3 separate regions of the Homo sapiens genome follow, and all the other regions are linked to region 3. A link is a contact called in ENCODE Hi-C data. All regions are on one chromosome and are shown on one strand. Each heading gives the region's core, a stretch centred on a gene start or an enhancer-like site at or near the end of the contact. The rest is flanking DNA. Distances are from core to core; before and after follow the strand shown. Region 1 overlaps RCBTB2 (RCC1 and BTB domain containing protein 2). Region 2 holds the start of RCBTB2 (RCC1 and BTB domain containing protein 2). Region 3 holds the start of RUBCNL (rubicon like autophagy enhancer).

Region 1 (3,166 bases), core at 481-2,980, 2.1 Mb before region 3:
AAATAGACTGTATATGTACTTAATGTAAAATACAAGCTTTCGTAAATAAAGAACAGTGCTGTATTTGATTTGCCTGGCTCAAATAAGCAAGAAATGGGCTCTTTCAGCAAATTATTATCCCTCATGCTGGACTGTCACTTAGTACATAATTAATATGAGCCAGGGATTATTCTAAGCACAGTTCATGTTTCATTTACTCCTCAAAACAACCTTATATGACATAGGCATTATTATATTAGATCCAGTTTATAAATGAGAAAACTGAAGCTTGGAAAGATTAAGTAATCTGAGTAAACTAGTAAACTGCAAAACTGGGATACAGTCCAAGATTGGGCACATTTTAAAACCGCATGTTTAACTACAATTCTCCATTGTCCTCAGTATTTTGAAATCAGGAGTATTTATGCATGGATTCAACAAATATTCACTGAGTGCCTGCTACATGCCTGGCACTGCCCTACGCACTGGGGTACTGCAAATGAACAAAACAATCCAAAATCTCTGCTCTCATGGGAATTTCTGGTGAGGGGAGATAGGTGATCAATAAATGAATAGGATATATAGTATGTCAGATGGTGACAAGTGATATGGAAAGAAGTAAGACAGGGAAGACAGCCTAGGGAATGCCATCCTGAGATGAAAGTTGAAATTTTAAATAGAATGGTCAGGGAGGCAAGACATCAGTGAGCAGGTGACTCAAGCAGAGACCTGAAGGAGGTGTGGGTGGTGTGTTCTGGGAAAAGCAAGCCCGGTGTGGAGGGAGCACAGTGGGGAGGGAAGTAGCTGATGAGGCAGGGAGATGGTGCGGTGGAGGTGCACAGTGGCGTGTGTGGGAGGAGGCAGGGCCTGCAGAGTCCATAGGCAAGTTTCAGGAATCAGAGTTCCAAGGTGAGTGGCCATCAGAGGGTTTGGAGAGGAGCAGATATGATGGGCATTTGAAGTAATCCTCCTGCCTCCTGGCTGCTGTGTTGAGGAGGGAGGGAGGGAGGTAGGGAGAGAGAGAGAGGGTGAGAGAGAGAAGAGAAGAGAGAGAGAGAGAGAGAGAGAGAGTGTGTGTGTGTGTGTGTGTGTGTGTGGAGAGAGAGAGAGGGTGAGAGAGAGAAGAGTGTGTGTGTGTGTGTGTGTGTGTGTGTGTGTGTGAAGGAGGGTACTTAGGAGGCTGTATAATCCAGTAAGTGATGATGGTGGATTGGTCCAAGTTATCACCTGTGGGGATGGTAAAAAGTGGTTAAGATTTTGAATACATTTTGAAAGTAGAGCCAACAGGATGTGCGGATGGATTAGATGTGAGGAAAAAAAAGACGACTGAGGAGGTTCTGTCCCTCAGCAGCTGTAAGGATGAAAGTGGCATCTATTGAGATATAGAAGATAGGAGCAACATTTTGGGGGAAATATCAGAAATTTGGTTTTGAATATGAGAAGTATGTGATGTCTATTAGACATCCAAATGGAAATGTCTAATAAGCAAATTGGATAAGCAAGCCTGGAAGTCAGAGAGAAATGTGCTGAAGTCAAAGCTATGAGGCAGTGACGTGAGACAGGTTTGAAGATTAAGTCCTGAGCACTCTGTGCTTAGAGGTTAAGGAGATAAGGAGACACCAGCAAAGGAGACTGAAGAGGAGTGAGCAGTAACGGAAGAGAGAAACCAGCAGACCGTTTCCTGCAGGCTGGGAAAGAAAGCGAAACAGGAAGGAAGAAGTCCGAACCACACCAGATGCTGCTGGCACGTCTGCACGAGGACTGAGAACTGACGAGTGGGTTTGGCGATGAGAACGCCGGAGGGGCCTTGGCAAGCAGTTTTAGCGCAGTGAGGCGGGAAGTCTGATCGGAGCGTGGAAGTAGAGGAACTGAAGATGGGGAATAGAGGCAGCTTTTCATGGTAATTTTATTATAAAGATAAAAAGGAAGAGCTTTGGGGCATTTGAGGTAAAACATCTTTACTTTTTTAAGATGTGGGAAATGGAAGCTTGTCTAATGATGCAAATGACTCAGTGAAGGGGAACAAGCCAGTGATGCAGGGGACAGTTGGTAGAGCAGGGCCCCTTAGTAGGTGGAGCAGTGGGATCTAGTGACAGAGCAAGGGCTCTGCTTTCTATAGGGTCTTGGACCTTTGATCCAGAGAAGATTGCATCCACAGGCCTCTCTGTAATAGGCAAGGAGACGTGGTGGGGAGAGCTTGTGGAGGTTCTTTTCAAGTGATTCTGGTTCTCAGTGAAATAGGAAGTCATGTCAGCTGAGGATGAGGATGAGAGGGGAGATGTCAGGCTTATGGGGAGAAGTATGAGAGTCCTGTAGGAGAATGAGCAAACTAGGAGAATGTGGTAGGACTGCAGGACAGAACAGAGGGCCCCATTTTGAACATGAAGCCATACAGAGTGGTAGCATTCAAAATAGACTACAATTCTTTAACTGAAAAATAATGGGGGCCTTGTTTTCTATGGACAGAATTCCCCTATAACCAGTACCACCACCCTATGCCAATTTATTGAATTCTTAGAATCACAGGAACTCTTTCCAAGTCCTGTCCTTAATTTAGTATTTAGGGGAAGATCCCACTCTAGAATAAAGTAAAGGAGCATGGATCCAAGTGATAACTTTTTAGGGTCCTTTCATTCTCCCATTAATTAGCAATTTTCCTGATGCTGTCCAGATCTGTGAGGCATCAAACTGCCCAGCCACCTAACTCCAGACACACTCTAATGTGTGTGGTGTAGGTATGAATTCCTCCATTCCTCTCTGTAGACTTCAGCCAAAGAGATGATGCATCTCTATCTGGTTTCACTTTTGTGTGCTGTAGGCAAAAATGTCATTTCTAAAAATTTAAGCAACAGCACATAATTTTAAATGGACTCTGAGATATTCAGCATGTATCATTGAAGCACATTTTTATGTATAGTATGCTGTGATGACAAGTGGGTGTGTGAATTTTCCCTGTTTATCACTGAGGGCTTACCTGGGACAGAGACACATCATATTGCTGGTGTGGTACCAACAGCCTGCCCAGTTATCTTCAGGCATGAAATAAACATTTTCCTAGTATAGTTTCTTTCTTTTCTTAAAAGAAAATGTACCGTAGGTTTATATGTACATTGGCAAGGCTATCAGCATTGCTATTTTTTTTATTTTTTCCATCTTCAGCATTTGCTATAATTTATGTCTAAAGAAG
Region 2 (3,301 bases), core at 131-2,630, 2.1 Mb before region 3:
TGAAAGAAACTTAATCTCTTGGGGCCTGAGTTGCCTTATCTGTAAAGTAAGGATAATCCTTGCCTTACAGGATTATTGTGAGCTCCAAATAAGATAAACCTCTTGGCACACAATAGGTGCTTAAAAAAAAAATGCCAGCTATCATCACTGAAGTGAGCTTTTTCTGAGAGCAAACCTGTTTAACTCATAAATTTCTTTCATTGATAAGATGTAACCAGTGGAGAAACTTGGGGCAGGCACACGATGCCTCTCTGCACTATCGCTGCAACTTCCTGTTAATGTATACTTACTTTTTCTTCCATTTAGAGCTCTACAAGAAATACCTGTGTACCATTTTGCGTGCCTCCTTCTGAGGCTCAGTGGGCTATGCTCAGAGAATAGAGATAAATGTCTGCCCTATGTAGCAGAAAGGCAGTTATACATTTTAGAATGATGTTTTTCCGAAGAAATGACAAAAGCCAGACGAAACAGACTGACACGGTCACTGTGGTTTGGAATGTTAGTTTTTCTCTTTGGCTTTACTACTTTTGGCTCTACACTGTAGAGGAACCAGTGTCCTCATGAAACAGCCAGTATAAAAGCAAGTAGCTTACTTCACAGGAATAGCTAATAACATTTAATTGTTGAGCATTTAACCAAAACCCACTCAGGTCAATTTAAGTGTAGTGCAGTGGAAGAAATTATTGCACACTGCAAAGTTGTGGTGCATTTTACTTAAATCTACAAAGGCCAACAGAAGTGCAGTGTAATATAATAAATTACTGCAAAATATAATCATAAGGGGAGAAGGTGGCTGTTTTCGAAGCCCTTGGCCCCAAGGTAACTGAGGTCATCCCCCTGAACCCCCCAGCACACATCCTCATTATTTCAGCATTTGTACTACAGGGGGCTACAAGACTTCCGCCCCACAGCAATGGGGTGAAAACGTGAAGTGATCGGAGCCCCCAGATAGAGGGGCCAGCAATAGAAGAAAAGCTGGGGCAGGCTGGAGGAGAGGGGCTGTGGAAAAGGTTGCTCTCAGCATCATACACGCCTTATCCTTCTAGGTCGGGTATCCACAAATTCCCAAAATTTGCGAGAACATAACCCTGGAGAAGGTGGGGGTGACCCACGGAGGAACTCCCTGGAAAAGCGGAGGCGGCCCCAATGGGAGACTCCCGGGGGTCAACTCCGAGGGGAGGGGGCGTCTGCGAGAAAGGGGAGGGGCGGCGGTGGGCAGCCTAGGGAGGAGAGGAGGGGCGAGACGCCGTCGCCAGCCCCCTCCTCTTGTCTGCGCTCCCTTCGTTTCCGTCTCGGCCGGGCACCCGAGCGCATCCCGCCGAGGCCGGGCCGTTTCAGGGGGAGGCGCCAACTCATCGCGGCGCCGGGCCCCTGACCGTGCAGTAACCGCTACCCAGGAGGCGGAGCGGACAAGGCTCCGGCCTGCGAGGAGGTAAGAGGGTGGAGGAGTGGTGTGGGAGGCCGAGGGGGATCGCGGCCGTGACGTGGGATGCTGTCAGGTACCACTGGGGCAGGCCACCCCTCCCCGCCCCTGCGGCCCGACCTCCCCGCCAGAGACAGCTGAGGGGCCCAGGGGACTAGAGCCGCGACCGTGCCACAGGCCTAGGCGTCGTCGCGCATGCGTAAAACTGCTGGCGGGAGTTAAGAGCTAGGTTCCGGGGCTACACCCAGCCCAGGCCGCAGGCAGAGGCGGCCCTGCGCATGCGCAATTCCGCTGGCGTGGGCCCGGTGCGCTGCTCGCGACTACATCCTGCCCAGGCCGCCGGCCCAGGCTGCGCTGCGCATGCGCGAGTCCTCTGGTAGGGGTCGCGTTTGGCGTCGTTCCAGGGTGATCATCTGCTCGGAGGCCGCTCTCATCCTAAGCTCCCACGTCTGGTGTGGCTGGGGGGGCGTCACAGGTCCCGAGGGAGCGTCCTGCCTGAAGTTTCTCCCTCCTAACCCACTCGCTGCACTGCATATGTTGCCGATGTTTTCATTTCTGTGGCCTCGACCCCTAGGCTCCCGTCCCATAAATCTAGTACCCCAGGTCCCGGGCACCGGCCCGGCTCACTAACTCAGTGGCAGTATATGCTTTCGACATTTGGTCCTGATGTCCAGGAATAGCGCGAAAAGTTTGACTTTGTTAGGCGAAGCCGTTTTGGAACTGCGGAGGGATGGGAAGAAATCGCCGAGCGTCTTAAGCCGCAACATAGTGCTCTGCTCAGCCCTGGAAATAGAGGTTTTCAGACATTGAAAACTTTCCAAGTGCTCCGTCTTGGCGGAGAAAGAACTGAGTTGGAAGGCTAATTTAGAATGAACTTTTTGCTTTTGTTCTTTGCAAAAATTACATAAAATGTTGCAACAGTTCGAGACCAGGACTATAACAAAACGCATTTCATGGAGCTACTTTGTACCGCGCTTGGCGACTTACCTTGTCAGAGCTGAATAAAAGTGGTTGAGTTCACAAACAGTGCTCTGGATCGTTGCTCTTTCCCCCAGACACTGTTTAACGTTTATTGAGCCTCCTGGCTTTGCACCTTCCTAGTATTGCGTTCCTGCTGGGTTTTACACCTTACTAGACAGTGGGTCTTAGTTAAGTCAGTTTCGTGACTCCTGGGGCTACTGTGAAGAGTTTCTAACAATGTCATTACTCTGTGCTTTGTAATCTTATATGATGTGCTGATACAGATATTTGGGGGCTGGAATAGAAGAGCCACTTAGGCTCAGAGAATGAGTATTCTAGGTGAAACGTAATCTCTTTATTTCCTGCTAGACAGTACATGCGTGTTATTAAGCAGCAGGTAAAAGCAACAAGAATGATACGTTCTTGCATACCCCACTTCCACCACTCAGGCCTTATTGCTCTTGCTGGGCTCGCCAAGCGGACCCTCATCCCAGGGCGTCTGCGTTTGGTATTTCCAGTATGCTCAATGCTCACTTTCCCACTCTTCGCAAATCTGCATGGCACAGAACTTTATTTAAGTCTTGAAACAATTGCCATCATTTCAGAGAGGTGACTACCTCACCTAAAATGTCTGGCTCTCCAAACTCTTGTACTGCTGGTTCGGCTTTGTAGCACTTAATCACCATCTGATATTATATATTTGTAAGGGTATGATCAATCTATCTCCACCATAATTGAAGCTCAGAAGGTATTTGTTAATTGTAGAAATAAAATTGGAAACTAACTTACTCCAGAGATATTTTTTTACTGAACTCAACCTAGATTCATTCATTTATTCAACAAAAATTGATTTTCTATCACGTCCTGTCCTTGATGCTTGGGATGCATCAATGAACAAAAGAGACAAAGATCCCTTCC
Region 3 (3,043 bases), core at 354-2,853:
GGCAGCAACTAGTACATGGTGCCACCGTTTAGCCACTCCATGCCAGAGGTACCAGGCAAGTAAAAGCCAAATTACCAGTGCCTCTGCTCCATCCTGGAAATGACAAAGGACAAAGCCAAGGAACCCAGGAAAGTGCAACGGGATTTGGTTTTATGCAGCAGGGAATCTTCTAAGAAAGCCAGGACCGGTTCACCTACGTGTCATTACCAGTGCAGGCAGCTCAGAGGTCCTTCCCCGGGAGAAGTCAGGGCACCGCGAGAGAGAGCTTAGCTTCCTTCCTTCCTCCATCCCTCCCTCCCTTCCTTCTGGGACTTAGGTTCCTTCCTTCCTTCCTTCCTTTCTACTTTTCTTTCCTTCCTTCCTTCCTTGGCTTTGGTTCCTTCCTTCCTTCTACCTTCCTTCCTTCCTTCTTTCCTTCCTTCCTGGGCTTAGGTTCCTTCCTTCCTTGGCTTAGATTCCTTCCTTCCTTCGCCCTTCCTTCCTTCCTTTCTTTGCTTTCCTTCCTTCCTTCCTTCCTTGGCTTAGGTTCCTTCCTTCCTTCCTTCCTTCTTCCCTCCCTCCCTCCCTTGGGTTCCTTCCTGCCTGCCTGCCTGCCTTCCTCCCTCCCTCCCTCCTTCCCTTCTTCTCCTTTCTGTTTTTTTTTTTTTTTTTTTTTGACAGTCTTGCTCTGTCGCCCAGGCTGGAGTGCAATGGCGCGATCTCGGCTTACTGCAACCTCCGCCTCCCGGGTTGCTCCTGCTTCAGCCTCCCTAGTAGCCGGCATAACAGGCACCCGCCACCACGCTCGGCTAATTTTTATATTTTTAGTAGAGACAGGCTTTCACCATGTTGGCCAGGCTGGTCTCGAACTCCTAACCTCAAGTGATCCATCCGACTTGGCCTCCCAAAGTAGGTGCTGGGATCACAGGCTTGAACCACCGCACCCGGCCAGAGCTTAGGTTTCTATTCGTGACAACTTTCTGTATTGGTTGGCAGGTTCTCCTAGCACCACCATGATCTCAGGACTAACCACTGCACACCCGTGATGGGATTCCAAACCTTCGCTGCAAGAGGACAAGGTGACGAGTTGCTGACAGTGAAGGCTAAACTAACGCGGACAGTGAAGTGCTACATGAGTCGGACTCAGACTCCAGGTGAAGCAGCCAGCAGAGGTCAGAGAGAGACAGCTCACGTTCCGGGTAAGTTGCAGGTCGATTTCAGGGCCGACTCATCCAGATTACTCATTCTTCATTTCAGGCAATTGTATGACTGCTAAATACTGCTGCTGGGGGCATCTGGGGTTGGGAAGTCATTTCTGCCAGGTCTTTGACCCCTGAAAGCGTCGTTGCGTCTCGCGCCGCGGGTAGGCAGGGCGGGATTTCTAGGAGGACCGGCAGAGGCGCGCATAGGTGCGTGGTGCTGGGCCCGGGCGCCGCGGCACCGGTGTAGGAGCGCGCATCTCCAGAGTTTCTTCCATCTGGGCGACGTCTCGGTGCCTGCGGCGGGAACGGCGCTTTGCTTCCCTGAGGAGCTTCTAGAGAGCTACGGTGGCCCCCGTGTGGGAGGCGGGGGGCGTGGCGGCGTCGGGGCGTCGCTGTCCCCTCCTCGGTAGCTCTCCTCCCTCCCCTTTCTGCTGTTACCGGGAGCGCGGTGGCCACGGAACGCTGCCCGGAGCCGCGCGAGGGAGGACCCGACGCGCGGCGTTTACCCAGCGCAGCGTTCCACCGCTCGGGTTTGGCTGGGTGAGGCTGGCGGGGCCGGGGGCGAGATGGGAGCGGCGCGGGGTGGAGAGGGTGGTTGGAGAAAGGGAAGGGAGGGCCGCGGGAGAGGTTGGATGGTGGAAGTGGCGCCAGAGAGGTTTGTGCCCAGCAGAGACACCCAGGTATCTTAGGGTCGCTCAGAGCAGTGTCGGGGACCCCTTGGAGACAGTAGGAAGGGGCTCCTCGCGGGGTGGCGGATTTCTATCCGGTTGACTTTGTAGAGTGAGGTTGACCCTGTGTTCGGCTTGGGCCGGGAAGGGCGCAGAAGCGGGACCTCAGGACACTTTTACGCAGGGCGATTCTCAGAGACTACAAAGCCTGCGCCCTGCGTCCTCCCAGGCGCAGTGTTCTGGGATCAGTGTCTTTTCTCTGTTTTCGTCCTCAACACAGCCAAAGTCGTGGATATGTGGTGACAGAAAAACATTTGGCTACATAACTGAGCTAGGCTGGAGTGTGAAATCGCGGCGTGTTATTTGGTCCGGGCGCCCTACATAGCAACCCCCACTCTTCTCGCCCCCAACCCCCCGCCACGCCGGACACGGTCAGGCGGGCGTTCCCCCAACCCGCCCCTTGTGAAGTCCACCTGCTGAGACTGATACAGATCCCCTGCGAACTTGATGCTGTCCGCTTGGAAAACGTGGAGAACTTTCAGAGGAGGGGTTATTTCGCCTTGAGTGAAAATTAAGACTCAAAGGAAAAGGTATACTCAAGAGCTGCCCTTACTGGGTTATTTCTGTGGAATTTGGAAGGATCTTTGAATTGAAGATGTGGTGGGAGCGCGCAGAGAACAGAGAATCCGTAAGCTTGAGTTTCTTAGACCCAGTTTCTTAAAGCCAAAGTAGCGGGGAGATCTTGGCAAGTCAAGAAACCTTCTTGAACTTCAGTTCCCTTGCCTCAGGGGGAGAATACTCCAGCCATACCCCACTGTGTGGTTTAGAAGGTTAATGGCCTGGAGGGAGGGAAGTGTTTTGAAGCCTATAAAGTATCCTGTGAAGGTATCACCACATTGCTGCCCACTGAAACACTGCCGGCCGCCGACAGAACTTTGTTTGGAGCCGAGTTAAGACAGCATCTTTATGGCAGTGCTGGGGTTTTCGTGATTACCGGTCCAGAGTGTCAGGACACCTCTGTTTCTCAAACCCCAGTTTCTGCACTGCCACATGAAACTGCTCATTACTGAGTGACAGCAGAGGACAGGAACTTTGCCTTCTTCATTAACTTCTTTAGGGCCTTTACAAAGTGGGAGATGGTAGGAACTTTGATGAAAATTGAGGGTCATAGCCTTGGAGCGGGGTGAGGGGTTA

Evidence for each region. A loop is a pair of places that touch in the nucleus more often than their neighbours do. Pooled maps may share reads with other maps.
Region 1: a map with no recorded cell type shows a loop between it and region 3 (6-fold over the local background). The contact joins the enhancer-like site here to the promoter of RUBCNL in region 3. A Hi-C loop is called at or near these places in 4 of 37 single-sample maps with no recorded cell type and 2 of 50 pooled maps.
Region 2: a map with no recorded cell type shows a loop between it and region 3 (7-fold over the local background). The contact joins the promoter of RCBTB2 here to the promoter of RUBCNL in region 3. A Hi-C loop is called at or near these places in 1 of 168 maps with a recorded cell type or tissue (OCI-LY7), 1 of 37 single-sample maps with no recorded cell type and 2 of 50 pooled maps.

The regions. Positions count from the first base shown.
Region 1 is chr13:48,491,200-48,494,365 of GRCh38, reverse strand. All of the region lies in intron 14 of RCBTB2 (RCC1 and BTB domain containing protein 2), which reads left to right. Among named protein-coding and RNA genes, the nearest start is that of RCBTB2, 40 kb to the left of the region's middle. RefSeq lists an enhancer at 806-885. Within about 2 kb of position 1,730, at least 30 of the 41 ENCODE cell types and tissues checked have a DNase peak (open chromatin) inside an H3K27ac peak, as active enhancers do.
Region 2 is chr13:48,531,159-48,534,459 of GRCh38, reverse strand. RCBTB2 (RCC1 and BTB domain containing protein 2) reads left to right here and starts at 1,380. Exons shown (of 15, transcript NM_001268.4): 1 at 1,380-1,432. It overlaps LOC124903174 (a long non-coding RNA gene), which reads right to left. Exons shown (of 2, transcript XR_007063795.1): 1 at 2,411-3,301. RefSeq lists silencers at 1,165-1,214, 1,325-1,724 and enhancers at 1,765-2,004, 2,895-3,064.
Region 3 is chr13:46,385,812-46,388,854 of GRCh38, reverse strand. RUBCNL (rubicon like autophagy enhancer) reads left to right here and starts at 1,603. Exons shown (of 15, transcript NM_025113.5): 1 at 1,603-1,721. RefSeq lists enhancers at 827-936, 957-1,056, 1,087-1,366, 1,747-1,836.